Regions from separate parts of the Homo sapiens genome. Here region 2 is linked to region 1. A link is a loop called in an ENCODE intact Hi-C map of the cell type or tissue named here. Cell type or tissue: dorsolateral prefrontal cortex. All regions are shown on one strand.

What was found. Hi-C counts contacts between places; a loop is a spot of excess contacts. Peaks named below come from ENCODE experiments on the same cell type or tissue, not always from the same donor. Only the 100,000 strongest peaks of a DNase experiment are listed, where the experiment ranks them.
Region 2: a loop joins it to region 1, with 2.3 times the contacts of the local background. A loop is called at or near these places in 3 of 110 quality-filtered maps.

Annotation. Positions count from the first base shown.
Region 1 is chr7:8,701,860-8,709,859 of GRCh38, forward strand. All of the region lies in intron 2 of NXPH1 (neurexophilin 1), which reads left to right. Among named protein-coding and RNA genes, the nearest start is that of NXPH1, 270 kb to the left of the region's middle. In dorsolateral prefrontal cortex, no CTCF peak of the experiment used is centred here; no DNase peak of the experiment used is centred here.
Region 2 is chr7:8,439,207-8,447,206 of GRCh38, forward strand. All of the region lies in intron 2 of NXPH1 (neurexophilin 1), which reads left to right. Among named protein-coding and RNA genes, the nearest start is that of NXPH1, 9.6 kb to the left of the region's middle. RefSeq lists an enhancer at 2,011-2,511 and a silencer at 3,690-3,869. In dorsolateral prefrontal cortex, no CTCF peak of the experiment used is centred here; DNase peaks (open chromatin) are centred at 3,795 and 4,829; H3K4me3 peaks cover 4,545 bases; H3K27ac peaks cover 1,279 bases; H3K27me3 peaks cover 7,496 bases.

The DNA of each region.
Region 1 (8,000 bases):
GTCTGGAATGAACCTCTGAATCTTTGTGGGTGATTATCTAAAAGTCTCTGATAAGCATCTAGAACAGTCTTCCTTATTTAATTCTGTGGTTTCCTAACTTGCAAATTTATTGAATAAAATGTACCAATTTATCTGTTAACTATTTGCTTCCCAAATAATTATTCATGATCCCAATTAAAGAAAAAAAAAAAAGCCCTCCGTATTCTAACTTTTGTTGTCTGTGTTATGTTGATTTAGTTTTAATCAATGAATTAATTATTTCTATAGGCAATAGTTAAATTTTCAAATTCAGCTTTTTCTGGTGCTTTTTGGTATCTCAAAGATTAGAATGGCAAGAAGATCAGGTCATGTAGAAATAGTACATGGCTCTATCACCTCAAACTTTTATGCAAATTATCCTAGCTGGATCATTACATATTGCATACATGTATTGAAACATCACACTGTACCCCATAAATATGTACAATGATTGTGTAAATAATAAAATAAAACTTAAAAAAATTATGTGTTATGTTTCACTTATTCAAACCCGATATTTATTTGAGGAATTAGCTAAGCTTCTGATGTCCTATCATTCCCCATGCTCTGTCCTTGGATTCACATTACTGCTTGTTAGCATATCCATGGGAGGCTAGTCATGGGCCTTACTGAACTATTATATATGTGCCTTACATAGACTGGTTGGATGGGAAAGAATATAAAACCATCTAAATAAAGATTTTAAGATTATCTATGAGTTTCATTCTTCTATTATTTTCCTGGCTCCATTTAGTGTGGACAATAATGGTGAGACAAACTTATAATTATATAGTTCTTTATACTTATTTAAAGTGCTTTCACCTACATTATGCCTCCTGCTAGGAAGGCATAGGTGGTACTGTTACAGAGATTTTTCAAGTGAAATGGATGCTCAGGAAAATGAAATTACTTTCTAAAACTCTTACAGTTAGAGATGTGATAAGAGTAAAACTTAGTTCCTGACTCCATGAAACTTTTCTGATTTTTTCTTCATATAAAATATGTGCTCATTATCCAACTATTGCCTCTGGGCTCTAAAACTACCCTTCCATACTCTGATCTGTGGTACAGGGATAGGATTTGCAGGGTCCTGCTCTCCTTCATTAGATGGCCTCCTGTTAGTTTCTGCCAATAGAGGGCACATGAGGAGGCTAGACATTGCTGGAGGAAGAGAGGGATTTTACCTCTCCCTTTTTGCTGCTGTTTCTGTCAGCATATCCCTAGTAATTGAAGTTGAATGGAAACTTATCTTGGCCTTCCCCAAATCAGCCTCATCATACTTCCTTAGAGCTACCAGCATCCACAAAGCAGTGCCTCTTCTCAGAGGTTCAAGTCCCAGCCCCTCCTGTGAACTTCTAGATTCTGATCGCTACCACACCTCTCATATTTCTCAATACTTAGTCATGGTAGCTGCTTTCTGCAATTATTACGTCTGTGCTACTTTAGTGTTCCATTCATGCTTTCTCAGTCCCCTAATTTAATACCTGTGAAATCACTTCCCTAAGTTATATGCACGCTATTGAAATACCTGGTTTGGTTTTTGTTTTCCTGAAAAAATCCTGCATAATGGTATGCTTGTTATCAGGAGTAGTCACAGAAAATATACTCTGGGATTAGGTGATATTCTGGGGTTGGTTTGGTTATGTATTTGTCTTTGTCTTGGAAGCAGTACTGATTTTTTTTTGCTTATAGTATGCAGTGGCGCTCAATTAAATTATTATCTATGGTTGATTGAAATGAAGTGTCTGCTGAAGCAAGTTGTTGGAGGGATTAAATGGGTGGGATAGCTTTTTATGACTTCACTGAGGAGCTTTCGAAAAAGAAAAGGGCAAACTCCTTTCTTTAAACCCTTGTTTCAAATCACTGTTAGATAATCAGAGAGCTTTCATAGCATCCCTGAAAGATTTTATTCCTTATTATTGCGGGCCAACCCACTAGAAAGAGACATAAAATTACACCACCCTCCCTTTGTTCAATTATTTCACCTGGGGAACTTGCAGTACAAAGGGATGTTTTTGTTTCCAAACCCCTTCCTATTACTTCCAGACCCAGAACTAGAATCAGATATCAGAATACTCCAGAGGAAGAATGAAGTCTGACCCAGGATAAGATAACTTATATTCTAGAATGAATGAAAAATTTTGCTAATTTATATCAAAAGTTTCAAGGGTTTTAGACTAAGGAGGAGATATGTAATGATATATATATAGCATAAGGTTAAACTTACTGCTATGGTTAAATTGGCAGAAATTTGTGATTTCATGTTTTAGTTTGTTTAGTATTTTAGTTCCAGCTCTCTGCTGAAAGTGGTTGTAAAAATTTATCTGGTTAGTAACTGAAACTTTGACTCAGTGGTAGCCTAAATTCAATGAGGTTGAAATCCTAGAACTTCTGTGGCATACTATGAAGGAAGGAATAAAAGAGCATATGGAGGTAGGTAGGTATTTTGGAGTAGATTTATTCCATGTGTCTTGCACAATCGATTCTCTCCATGCCATCACCACCACACGAGACACTGTATTCTCAGAGAGATCCCAAAGGACATTCTTTTAACTTAAGCATTGAGAAATACATTGACAAATAGAATGCCCCAGAAGTCACTCTCTTCTATAAGCCAGAGATGATGGTGGGAGATGCTGCCAATGAGATAGCTTCCTGAATTCACTGGGGTTTCTGGAATTCTACAGGGGCAAGGTAATTCCAAGTGGTAATGCCTAGCCTTTAGAATTAAGGGGAGACCATTAGTAGAAGGCAGGAGTAGCCAATTAGCATGGAGCATTTTTATTATCTGCATGGATTTTTTGGTTATAGATAATTATGGTATTCATAAAAGCAAATATATAAACACTTTTCTAAAATATCACTTAATCTGTAAAAAAAAAAAGATAAAATTGTAGGTCTGGTGGCCAGGAACTTGACTTGCATCACCACAGTGAAGGGTCCTGGCCTCTCACTGAGTTCGTAGGTTAAGTCAGCTTTCAGAACTGGAGGCAAAATCCTCCTAAAGGTGAATCCTAAAGTACTTTCACAAGTATATATAAAATCTTCCTTCAAGTTCTGCCCAAAAGGACCTGCAACCACTAACTAGGGTGACTATGCACTTGGGAGAGAGAAATGCCCAAAATATATAGGGATTAGTAAATGTTGTGTCTAAATTTATACTAATTCATGGACCCAAAATGCTACTGCAGTCCACTAGTCAAAGTGGAGATTGTGCTTGTCCTGACACAGAGCCAGGACTAGGGTAAAGCAAGCCAGGCATGTAGGGCATACAAAATTGTAGACTGCACTCACAGGTTTATGCAAGTGCTGAGTCTTCCTGAAGTCTCAATCCTGAATTAACAAATGGAGTTTTGCACACAGTTTATCCCCTTAGTGGGTCCATGGACCCATATTGAAATTACTTCTCTGGCATCTGTGTGAATAATTGCAACACACTCAAACGGCAACTGTCAGGTTCCATACATTTATCCCTGATTCATGAAGTGAAAGTTTTTCTGGCAGGATGGGACATGGGTAAACTTCTGGAACTTTTCATCCCTGCCAGGACGGTGAACCTAAAGTAGTACTGCAACCCTAGAGAAACTGCAGATTAGTGCCACCACCAAAAGCTTGAAATATGCAGGGGTGGTGGTTTCCATTATGTCCTCATTTTATTTCCTTGGTCGTATTTTGAAGAAGATATATGTATCTTAAAGAATTACTGTGGATTATCTTAAATGTAATCAGGCATTGATTCCAGTTGCAGCTGTGGTCCCATATGCGGTTTCTTTATTGAAGCAAATCAACGTAGCCCTTTGGACGTGGTGCACAGTAATTGATCTGGGCAATAGTTTTGTCTCTATGACTATTGCAAAGATCACCAGCAGCAGTGTGCTTTTACCTAGCAAGATCATCAGTGTATCTTTAAAGTCTTACCTCAGGGCTATGTCAACATTTCTCTCTGCCATAATTCAGTCCTCAAAGATTATGGTGGCACAAATCTTGGTTAGCTTATTTGGCTTTGGGGGACAACATAAACCACATTTCTTTGTTGCTCCACTGTGTCTACTGAGTAACTGAAAAGGCATCTCATAGAAGGAAAAGCCTCTGCAGCTAGTAACACTGCAGTGCAAACTACTCTTCTACATAGGCCTAGTGTCCCAGTAGACATAATAATATTTGATGTATCTGGAAATGGAGATACTTGTGGAACTTCTTAAAAACCCTTATAGGAGAATTAGGGTTATAGTCTCTATGGTTTGGAGAAAAGCTATGTCAACTTCTGCAGTTAACTAACCTCTTTTCAAAAAATGGTTCCTGCAAAGCTATCAGGCCTTGGTAGCATTGGAATACCCGAACATGGATCATCAAGTAACCGTGCAATTTTAGCTGCCATCATAAACTATTTGATTGGGCATGTGTGCAACAATTTATCATGTGTGGAAGAATATGTTAGAGACCAGGCTTAAGCAGATTCAGAAGGCACAAGCAGGTGTCTCAAACTTTTACTACATATAATCCTTCTGCATTACCTCTCCTCCCTCAATGCATAACTAAGCCCTCATGGGGGAATTTCTTAGGAATAGTTGAGTGCCAAGAGAAAAACTCGATTGAGGTACTTGAGTGATCCGTTTGAAATGGTCAGAGTGTGAAGATGTTGCATTCTATGTAAATGTTCAACAAAGGCACTGCCAGAGAACAGGCTCAGAACAACCATGTGGAATAGAAGACCCATCCTCTGGTTGTCAGTTGGCCTCTCTCCTCAGCCATTCTCATTCCGACTCAATGGGTTCATGGTCATGGTGGCCATGGAAGCAAAACTAGACACTATTCCTGGGCTCAACAACACGAATATTCCCTTACCAAGACTGGTCCAATTGCTGCCAGTCCTGAGTGACTAATCTGACAGTTGTAGAGGCTAAGGCTGTGTCCTCTGTGGGTACCCCATTGAAGAGGGAGGAGGAGTCCCTCTTAGGAGCAGATTGACTGTATTAGACAGATTTGTTTTCATTGTCTAAAAAATGTTTTTGAGATGCAGAATGGTGAGAGTGAGAAGGGGGTGAGTGATGAGAAATTAATGGGTACAATATATATTTTTCACACGATGAATACACGAAAATTGCAGACTTCACCAGTACACAATATATCCATGTAACAAAATTGCACATGTGCTCCATAAATTTATAGAAATTAAAAAACAAAAATATTTTAATATGTTTTAATGATTATTGACTATATTAGTTTGACTTTTACTATTTAAGCTAGAAACCTGTATCCTTGACTTCCATCTTTAATTTGCTCTCTAGCACTTCACACTCACTCCACCCAATATTTCTTATAATTACAAGGAATTTATTTGGCATTTGTAAACACATTATGCTTTTTAAGCTTCTAGCAGGCCCAGCTTTTCTATTCTACCTGGCCAAAATAATATTCAGTATTCAAGACCCATCTTAAATATCACATCCTTTAATTCCTGACAACATTTCCTATGTATTTACAGCATAATATTTCTCAGGCTATTATTAAGACATGTTATAAGTGCATGTTTACCCCATCTAAATAGTATGTTCCACAAGGAGTTGCCAATGCTATTATTGCATCCTGTCCTTCTGCTTCCAACTCAATGACTATTATATTGTTGGTTCTCAGTATGTATTAATGAGTGAATGGAATATGGTGCTTTCCACTTTGTTTCTGCTTTTACCATTACATTGAATGGCAATGAGTATATATATATATACTCATCATCTCATACAGATCCATCAGGATCTGTAGGTCAGTTTGAATAATGATAGTAAAGCAGTAAGACATATGAGAGATGAGCATTGGTCTAATATTCAAAGGCCTAACTCTAGGATTTGCTAGCTGTGTGACCTTGAGAAAGTCACTTAACCTCCCTGAGCTTTGATTTCTTCTCTTCTAAAACTAGGCCTCTTTTAACTTTGTAATTCTACTGCTTAATTACTCACTTCAAAAAAAGAAATAAATTGTATTATTGGAACAATTAACTTTTAGAATTTCCCTTTCTTATTCTTTATTTTCATATAGTTTAATTACTTAAATAATGCAGATAAAAGCTTTTTTTTCTTTTGAAAATGATCAATGCTTAAAACTTTGCTAGGATACAAAACATAAATCTTTAAATAATTTAATATGCACTCATATATATGAATATGCAAATTTTAAATGGAATTAATTTGAAGCTGAAAATATTTATAACATGCTGTTACAAAGGATTCATCCTACATTTGGAATCACTATAGTGACAAAGAGCCAAATCATGGTCTATAAAGAATTCTTAATTCTTTTCTTCACTCAGAAAAATGATCAAACATGAGGAACCTGATGTCTGTTAGTTAATTCATTCAACTGACATGAAGGAAGATATGTTTTTCCCCCTTTGCTTATCTAGGTGTTCTAAATTTTGTCATTCGGTCAAAATAGATTAAGAGATATGTGTACCTAGAATGCATGTTTTTCTTTTCTTTTTTATTTTTTTAAATTTTTTTGGTTTTGAGATGGAGTTTTGCTCTTGTTGCTCAGGCTACAGTACAATGGCACGATCTCAGCTCACTGCAACCTCATCCTCCTGGGTTCAAGTGATTCTCTTGCCTTAGCCTCCCGTGTAGCTGGGATTACAGGCACCTGCCACCATGCCTGGCTAATTTTTTGTATTTTTAGTAGAGATGGGGTTTCATCATGTTGGTCAGGCTGGTCTGTAACTCCTGATCTCAGGTGATTTGCCTGCCTCGGCCTCCCAAAATGCTGGGATTACAGGTGTGAGCCACCATGCCTGCCTAGAATATGTGTTTCTCTATATCCACCCCATACAATTTTTTTTTTACAGAATTGCATTTACTGAATTGGTGGTATGCTATTATCATACTATGAAGAATGCTATAAGGAAATTATGAAATTCACTTTTGATGGATTGTTAGCAAGAACATCCTTGATATTCTCTATATCTTGCTACTCAACATGTGTTCCATGACGAGCAATGCCGACAATACCCAAGAGCTTATTAAAAATTCAGAGCCACAGGCCCTACCTGTAGATGAACTGAGTCAGAATCTGCATTTTAACCAGAGGCTGAGGTGATCCATATGCACACTGAAGTGAGAGAAGCACTGGACACCATGACCAAATAGTGTCCTTTTTATGAGATTCCTCATAAAATTGGCTTATGATAAAGTTTATTTATCTTAAAATAGTAATTATATGATATGACAGTATACATAATTAAGAAAAAAACTGTGCTTCTCCAAATAAGAGTATTTGTTATTGTTTTCAATCTTTTGAACACTGTTGATTGTTGGTTGATCTCATTTCCCTATCTGCTTTGGCAGTGTGTGCTACCACTTTTGAGTACTGTATGGTAGTCCTCTTTGAAAGTACTTTTCTTACCCTTTTATTTGTTGATTTGTATGTCATTCACATGCTCCCTTTGCCTTGATACCTTCAGTTTTTAAAATTGTTAAATGGTGTATTAGGTGCTTTGAATTCTTGGTGGGATGAGTATAAAGAAATAAAACCAAAATAAAGAGCCTAAATATTTCCAGGATTTGTTATATAACTTGAGCATTGCAAACCTACTCTTTCCTCTTTGCCACCTACCTCTCTGTAACATCATAATTAATGTTCATTATGAAGATTTTTGAGGCACTCTGGGGGTTACAGTTATCAGAGAAGTATTAATTATACTCAGCACACTATACTGTACTTACTGAGCCAGAAACATGGACTAATATGTTTTATAAAGAATTTAAACAAGGGTGGAAAACCCAAAAGATTTCTGACTAAATCAGAACATTCACTTCAATTAAAACATTCCATTTTATGAGAACACTGGTGAATATGAGTCTGTTAAGTCTTTATAGATAAATTATTTTTCTAGTCCTTTTTTAAAACCAAAGTACAATGATTTTCTAAGAATCTAGAAATTATTTACATCAAATTTGTACTGTTAAAACAAGTTTCAGGTAAATTCTGAGCTAATG
Region 2 (8,000 bases), 260 kb before region 1:
AGGATGATAGCATTTTAACTTTATTGAAGCATATATTGAATCAGCTAGAAAAATATGGTTCCTTGCTCTGAAGAGTGGGGGTTCTAACTTGAATCAGCCTCATTGGATCAAGTAGAAGGATAGGCCAGGACACCAGGAAAGCATCTCCCACAGGGTGTGGCATTCTGTTTGGGGGCTCACCTGTGGTAACTCTCAGTTAGAGAGGTGAGTCTAATGAGCACTTTCTGAGCATGCTAATGAAAAAGCTACTCAGAAATTGAATCCAATGCATCCGACAAGGCATTGTATAAAGTTACTGTGACTAGTCACCCATCCACAGCTCTATTCTAATGAGAAGGGGTCCCACCATTTCTGCTAGGAATTAAATTGCTAATAATCAAGTTGCTTTTTAAATCAAAATAGGCATGAATTAAAAATCCTTTCTAAACTTGTGCCACATTATGAGCCATCTATTCTCTCAAATTTGGGATATCCTTAAAATGTGAATTCTACACCAATTGTTTAATAGAGTTTGGAGAGTAATTAATGTATCTATGGGACCACTACCTCTGCACTGTTAAAAGCTAGATCATTTGGGTGAAATCCACTCATTATGAAGATGGCTGTTAAGGTATATTGGAGCTGGGGGAAAAGCAGAGGGAGAGAGACCAGCAATGTCTTTTCTTTGGACTAGGTATGTGTGCTTCTCATTCTTTAAAAATTAAGCCAGCTGCACACTGAAAATTCTAATCAATTTGAGCTTATTACTGAAAATAAACAAAATAAAATAAATTTCCTGACAGTGGCTATTAAGTGTTCCCTATTAAGGCTAGTTCTTGGAGGCAGTACTAAAAGTTTCTCATTCCACTGCATTTCCTGACTCTTCTACTACAGACCAGCCTTTTAGATACATACGGGATTCAGACTAGATTTTTGGAAGGCCCTCTACCCCAGAAGCACAGCCTTAGAACTCATCAGTTTTAAGATGTATTCCTGAGCTCTGGGGGACACAGAAGTTGCTACTATTCTAGGCATTTCCCTGAAATGTTCAACTTTCCATTGACCAAGAAAGCAGCTCGCCCAAGTGTGTGGGAAGCACTTGGGTGGGACACTTTTCTGCCCCATTTCCAGAAGGATTATCTTGGTCTGAGGCCTTCTAGTGACAGCTTTAGAGAAGCTGACTTTAGTATTCGGAGAGAACCAGGATTGCTCCAACTTTCTCAGCGGTATTTTTTCGGAAAGCCATTAAATTCGTGGCTCCTCTGTGCGAAGTTGATTTCTATTTGGCTTTGAATTGTTGACGGCTATTTCTTCCTTAATGAAAGTGTTGTCTGGGTGAAAAATATATCAGGTGGCTGGGAAATTGGTTGATTTTTTTTTGAGATAGGTGCCCAGTGTCCTATTTTTCTATCTGAGGAAAGATTTTCTGCAGACTACAGAAATTGACAGCATTGTCCGGGTAATAACCGTCGTCGACAATATTTTCGAAAGGGCATTTGAGTGCCGAAAGCATTTGGATATTGCTTTTTCCAATAAGAAATTTTCTGCCCTGAGCTTCTTTGATTTTATAGGGGGTGGGGAGTTGACTAGGGGGGCGATGGGGAAGAAGGAGCCTCGCATTGGCAAAGAGATGCCTTCCCCATCCTCCCAGTCCTGGAATACCAAGGTGCTTGTCAGCTTCACCTGGAATTCCTGGATCTGAAGAGCCCTCAAATAATTCGGCTGCGAGTCAAAAGGGAATTTCAGGAATGAGGAATAACACTCTTCTTGCGCTCCTGTAAAGCAAGTGATGGAAGCTCTGAAAGTTTGCCTGCTCTCAAGTGGGAAGTTAGGAAGTGTGCGTTCTTTCTGATTTTTTTAAAAATAAAAAGTGTCTAGCTTTGATTCGATTCAGGAAAGCTCCTCTTGGGCAACCATTGTCCGTTAGGGGCTTCAGATCTCATTTTAAGACCTTAACAGTCCTCGCCGTTCTAATTAAGGAAAGGCAGGCGAGCCTGCCAGCCGAGAGCGGTTGGGTCAGCGGCTTCATGGTGCAGCCGAGTCTCAAAGCGGGTCTGCACTCTCGCCTCCCTCTGCATTCTCTTAGCCACTATTTGCCTGGTCCCGTCGCGTGTGTGCAGGAAGTTTCAGTCTTGATTTATCCACTAGTCAAGTTCCCGACCAGCTCTTTTTCTGGATGTCAGCACTAACCCCCTCCCGGAGCTTGGTAAACACAGCGCGCGCATTTTTCTGCCTCAGATTGGCATGTTGACGACTCTGCTTGAAGGAATGTGACAATAAAGTGGGAAACCAAAGCTTGGCAAGCACTTAATCAAGGATAAAAAGGTTCCGTTGTAAGGATGTCACTCAATTTATTGTGAAAGTCGAATGAATTACGTTTAATGAAAGTGCTCCCCAGATGAATATTACCAGCAATTTCCTGAGTTGGCTCTGTCAGCTCGAGATGAGGAAATGCCAACCCAGATCAGAAAAGAGCGCCCGTCTCAATTACTATGCAAGCTTTCCAAGAGCGGCTTTTTATTGAGATAATATATTTTGGCGGCTTCTTCAAACCCCTCCGCGCGCCCAAGAGCGCGTTTGCGCATTTTCCAAGTTTGCCCTGCCCTCGCGGGTTGGTGGCTGTTGTTTAAACTTCTGATGAGCGCGCTGCGTTTCTGCTACGGGATGAAAACCTAATTACCTCCTCTGCAAAGAGCTTTCCCTAGTATATTTTATTGATTGCGGAGGTGGGAGCCGGCAGGGGGTCTGTGGGGGTGGGCGGGGAGGGGATTCTCTTGCTCCGGTGCCCTCTGTTGCCGAAAGTTCCTTAGGCGTCTAGTCAGGGGTTCGGGGTGGTGGAAAGCGAGATGGCGTTGGGAGCCAGGGCGTTGGGACGGCACAAGCAGTGGGGTCCCAGGAGCAGCAAGACAGTAGCTCCTCTCGGGCCACGGCTTACGAAAAGCTTTCCTAGCTCCTTCTTCCTATAAATTAATGAGGGTATTTTACTCGTTCAAGCCGGAAATACGATGGGGAGGGGGAGACACAGGCCGCATCCAGAGCGCATCGCCTCATCTGCATGAGAATGGAGAACCGGGAGGCTTTTCTTGTACTGTTTCTTTCTCCCACAATAAGACAAATTGCTGCTTAGAAAAACTGAGTGTTTCCTTAGAAACTGGCTTGCGGGAGCTCTGCGCGTCCCCGCTGAACCTGCCTCTGGCCGCGCCTCGCCATCACCCCCGCCGCCCTAATGGATTCTGAAGCGAAGGATCCTAGCTGCCGCGGCTAAGGGCGCAGGGGGAGGCCGCGCGTCCTCGCCACACCGGAAGGAGAGGGCATCCGGCTCACACATCCCACCCTATGTCTTAGACCCCGTCCTCACACATTGACTTTAAAAGGCCATTTTCCTTCGTCTTCTACAAGAAGCAAGAAACTTTTTTCGACGTAGGCTTCATACCCTCCCTTCGGAAACTCAGTCCGCTGACCAAAGCCGCAGTGTTCAGGCCCCGGGGTTTCCCAGCCGTAGTGGCCGCCGCCACAGCTGCGCGCTTTATTGTCTGCTTTCAGTCGCAGGTGACCTCGAGCGATCTCGACAGGTTTATGGAAACACAGATGCAGCCCTCTCGCGTCCGGAGCCCAAGTCCCCATGCAAAAGCGCTGTTTCTGGGTAATTTTCGTCGACGCCACCAAGCTTCGGTGCTTTTGGGACAGCGGGCTGGATAGCGGCAGTTCTCGGGAGAATAGGCCGCGGGCTATAAGATTTGATCGCGGGCAGGCGGGCGTGGGGCACGCCAGGGCCGGGAGAGCGACTCTTCAGCACCACGGCCAGCGCCACAGGCTCCGCCCCGCCTGGTGCCAGCAGTAGGGCCTGCCTCCCCCGCTGCCGCTCCGGCTGGGTCCTTAAAGTCGAGTTAGCACTCTCGGTTTCCGCAGATACCTCCTCAAGGCCCGCTCGCGACTGTGACGACCCGCCTACCCCTTCCAGCTATTCGGGGGGCAGCTAGCTCCCGTCTCTAGGTCCCCAGCATGACCTGCGGTCAGAAACTCTTGCTTGCACCCCTCTCCATTACCACACTCAGTGGTTGCGGCGTCACGTGATCACCACGGAGATTTTGCGAATCCTTCTTTTCCCCAACTTCTCCCCCTACCCAGTCTCCCATTCTTTCACAGTTCATTAAATCTACCCCTCCCCCGAAACAGAAACGTGAAGGCTGTAACGAAGAGCTAGAAGTGTCTCTAGTAATGTAAAAGTCTCAACTGACAGACAAGGAAACTGAGGCAACCAACTTATTCGCAAGAGTAAAACCCTATGGGGAGAAGCGATTCCTGCCCCTCTTCCCCCGGCGAGGAACACGGCTGGAGCCACCCAGGCGCCTTCCAGGCTAAGGCGCCTTTAGCGGCGCGCAGGGGTGAGGGAGAGGGTGGGGAGAGTCCTAATTATTATGAATTTCTAAAGGCGCAGTAATTATTCACGGGGAGCAGGACAAACCATGGCTAGGCAGGGAAATCGATATATTTGCTATCGAAAGTTCCTGGCTCGCCTTTAATGCAGACGAATGGGGGATGCAGCCTCATTATTTTCCGTGGTTAGGCTCGCCAGCGTGGGGCCTGATGCAGCGTGAAATCTATCATCATTAGACCCGGGATGGAGCGGCGGGGGGGAGTTTCTCTTTACTTACCAAACCGCAACAACAAACAAACAACGACGAACAACCGCCCCCTACAAACACTCATTCTCACACAACGTTGCCCTACCTCCCTCGCCGCTTGCCCTGGCCGCTGTTGCACACTCCCCTGGGGGCTGTCTGCACGCCCTAGAGCAGACACTGCGGTCACTTAAAGTGCGCCCAGTTCCTCCACCGCAGCGGTCACACCGTTGATTTGATCCAGAAATAAGACGGATAGTACCGAGCGTTGGCGCTAGGGGTTGTCTATGTCAAAGGCGAAGGTTGGCTGGGAAGTTCTGTCCGTTTCTCTTGCCTTAGCATAGGAGTCAATCCTTTTCTTGTCACCCGATTCTGCAAATTCTCGCTGTATTAAAGGAGCAGAGATCTGGCATGTAGTGCTCCATTAACCCGTAGCATAAGTTAGCTCGGACATAAGGCAAGCCCTCGAGAAGGGAACGAATCAGAAGGTGAAAAGAGCGGTCGGAAGGTGAGGAAGAGAAGGTTTAGGCGCAACGCCTCGGAGGTATTCTCTGAGGCCCTGGCGAGATTTCGGCCTTTAGCTTAAGGGCCAGCCCGCTAGTTTTCTAGGACTGGGTATAGGCCCCGCCTCCACCCACCGAGGTCACTGAACTGCCCAGGGTCTTGCCTGCTGGATTACAAGCCTATTCCCATTTCTCCTCTCTTCCGCAGTCCACCCTCCCTGGCACAGTCTTTTTCACACTCAGAAGTTGCCTGATGCCCCCGATGGACAGCTGCTGGGATGAAACTTGTATTCCTGTACAGGTGTCTTCGCAGTTACCTGCAATACCATAGTACTTAGGGTTAACTGAGGTGTGTGTGTGTGGTGTGCATTTGTCAGTGCCTCGTCTTCATCGTCTTCATCTAGCTCGCCCCTCCCTTATAACAGTGAATCAATCGCTGCAAAGAAGATAGGATGTAGCAGTTTTAAAATAACCTAACTCCTCCTTCATTGCAGTAAAATGATCGCATTTATAATAACATTAATGAGAACAAAATTAAAAATTATGGCCTTCCAGGCATTAAAGTAATACTATCTGTCCTCTTCTCTTGGATTTTCTTTTCCTCAGAGCCCAGCCTTTTTATGGCATATTGTGATTACCTGAGTGTCTTTGTTTCCTTGTGGTCAGAGACAGCTAGCCAACACAATACTAGGACTGTATGATGTAGGGCATGATTTCCTCCCACCCTCTTCATTTTTAGAGGCTTTGTAATTAAACTCTGTGAGATATACGTAACTTACATCCAGTGGAGAGCTCTTTTATTTATATTTATGTAGCATGCTGAGAAAGGAAAATTAAGGAAGTGCTTATATTGAAGTAATAAGCCTGCTTTGATATTAACAGAATTGTCCTCTTAATTTACTTTTCTCAAGTCTAAAGGACTATCTCTCTGAGATCAGACCCCACAGTCAAGCCTCTTTAAAGAGAGGTCCCAATAAAGCGAAAAAGACATTTATTAGCTTGTACTAACTTAGAGGAACAAAAGGCCAGGCTTACCACTCACTGGAAATGTACACTATGGTAAAGTGCAGTATGATGCAGGAAGCTGAGCAGAAAGAGGTGACTGGAAACAGCTGCAGGGCCCTACATTTTTCTGCCTCCCTGCCTCTAACCCACCACAATGCATAAATTTACACATAGTGTAACGGGGCCTTCTAGAGCTAAGATGAAGATACAAATTGGCAGGAATTTTAATACAATTGAAAACCGCAGACTAAAAGAAAGAGGCACTTTCTTCTCTAAGAGGTTATTGGCACAAAAATTACGACAAAGATTTAGAGAAAATTTCCTGGTTTTAAAGAGCCTTTTTCATTTACAGATTACACATACACATATACACAAAGCAAAGCAAGGTTATATGTTTCTATGTATTCACCTCTTTAGAGGATTCCATGGAAAATAATTGTGGAGAATTCTTTTGTTTTCATATAAGTTGTTCCAACATGGGTTTGAAAGTACCATTTCCTTGGTAGGAATCTGATACCTGACATTGCACTGTTGTCCTGTTTATGTCAGTGTTTTCAGCTACAGAATGAAAGTAATTTTGGTAAAGAGGAACTACAATGGCATGATAGCTGAAATTTTAGTCATGCGCACTCCAACCTCTTCAACTGAACTTTAGAAAATGATTCTTCTCCTTGTAACCTTGTAGCTGGATGTTATTAGAGGCCCATAGGTATATAAAACAGCTTATATAAAATTAATGGACTGCTTTACATTCACAATCTCTTACTTGTGAAGCCCTTGTAAAATATTGCATCTACTTAAAATAGGAAGAATATAAAGTTAGGTTTGGTGTGCAATCAATAGTTGTAAATGGTTCAGTGAAATATTTGATTGTTTTGAGTGAGTTTGACAATGTAATGGAAATTTATTGTCTGTCTTAGTGCAGTGATATGAACACTGGTATGCTAATCATGGGTTGTCCCTTCTTTTATGTACTTGACGTGTTTTGAAAGTGATTGTAAGAGTCCAAGGTAACATCTAAGTACATAATCAAAATTTTAGGAATGATGCATTTTCTTAACTTACCAGATACAAAGAAATTTATGGGTCACAAAGAAGTCATGGCTAAGAAAGAAAAAGGCCTGTCTAACATTGCTTTATTATTTTGCTTAAAATAATCAACAATATATGAGTTATGTATTGTTGATATTCTGTATGCATTTTTGAATAAGTAAAGGAATAGAGGTTTTGATTTTAGCATCAAACATAATAAAAATGAGGCTTTTTGAATGTAGTTAAATCATTAAAACCAAATCTCTTCCTGTTTTCCACAGGCACAATTTGAGGTCCTTATTTTTTTCTTCCTCCAAACAGAAATTAAAACTACATTTTCTCATTTATTCTGTTACATAGTGTATAGATCTCTAAGAAATGCCATAAATTCCACTATGATTTCCTTTTTTCCTCACTGTATATTTATATTGGGGGAATGAAGCATTTTTTTTTTCTTACCTTCCTGGACTGAGAATTATACACGGTTAAAAATCATGGTGACATTTTAAAAAGCTGTTCCCCTCCCCATTTCATTCCAATGATAACTAGAATAGTAATATTCTTTTTTTTTTTTCTTATAAGAATGACCACTGCACTATCCTGTTAACATCTCCTCTAAATCAGAAACAGTGCCGTGACTTATCAACTGGCTAGATGCACTGCTGATGCTGCCCAATACTTGATGGAAAACTCTTAAAAGCATAAGCTGGGCTATATGAGACCTGTTATATTTTCTGTTTGAGAAATTTTAAGTGAAAATTCCGTAATTAATCCTAAGTTTAATTCTAAAGCCTGTTTGCAGAATGATGAGTTGTGATTTGTTGTTGGAACAGCTGTGGTGTTAGTAATAGAGCTGTCT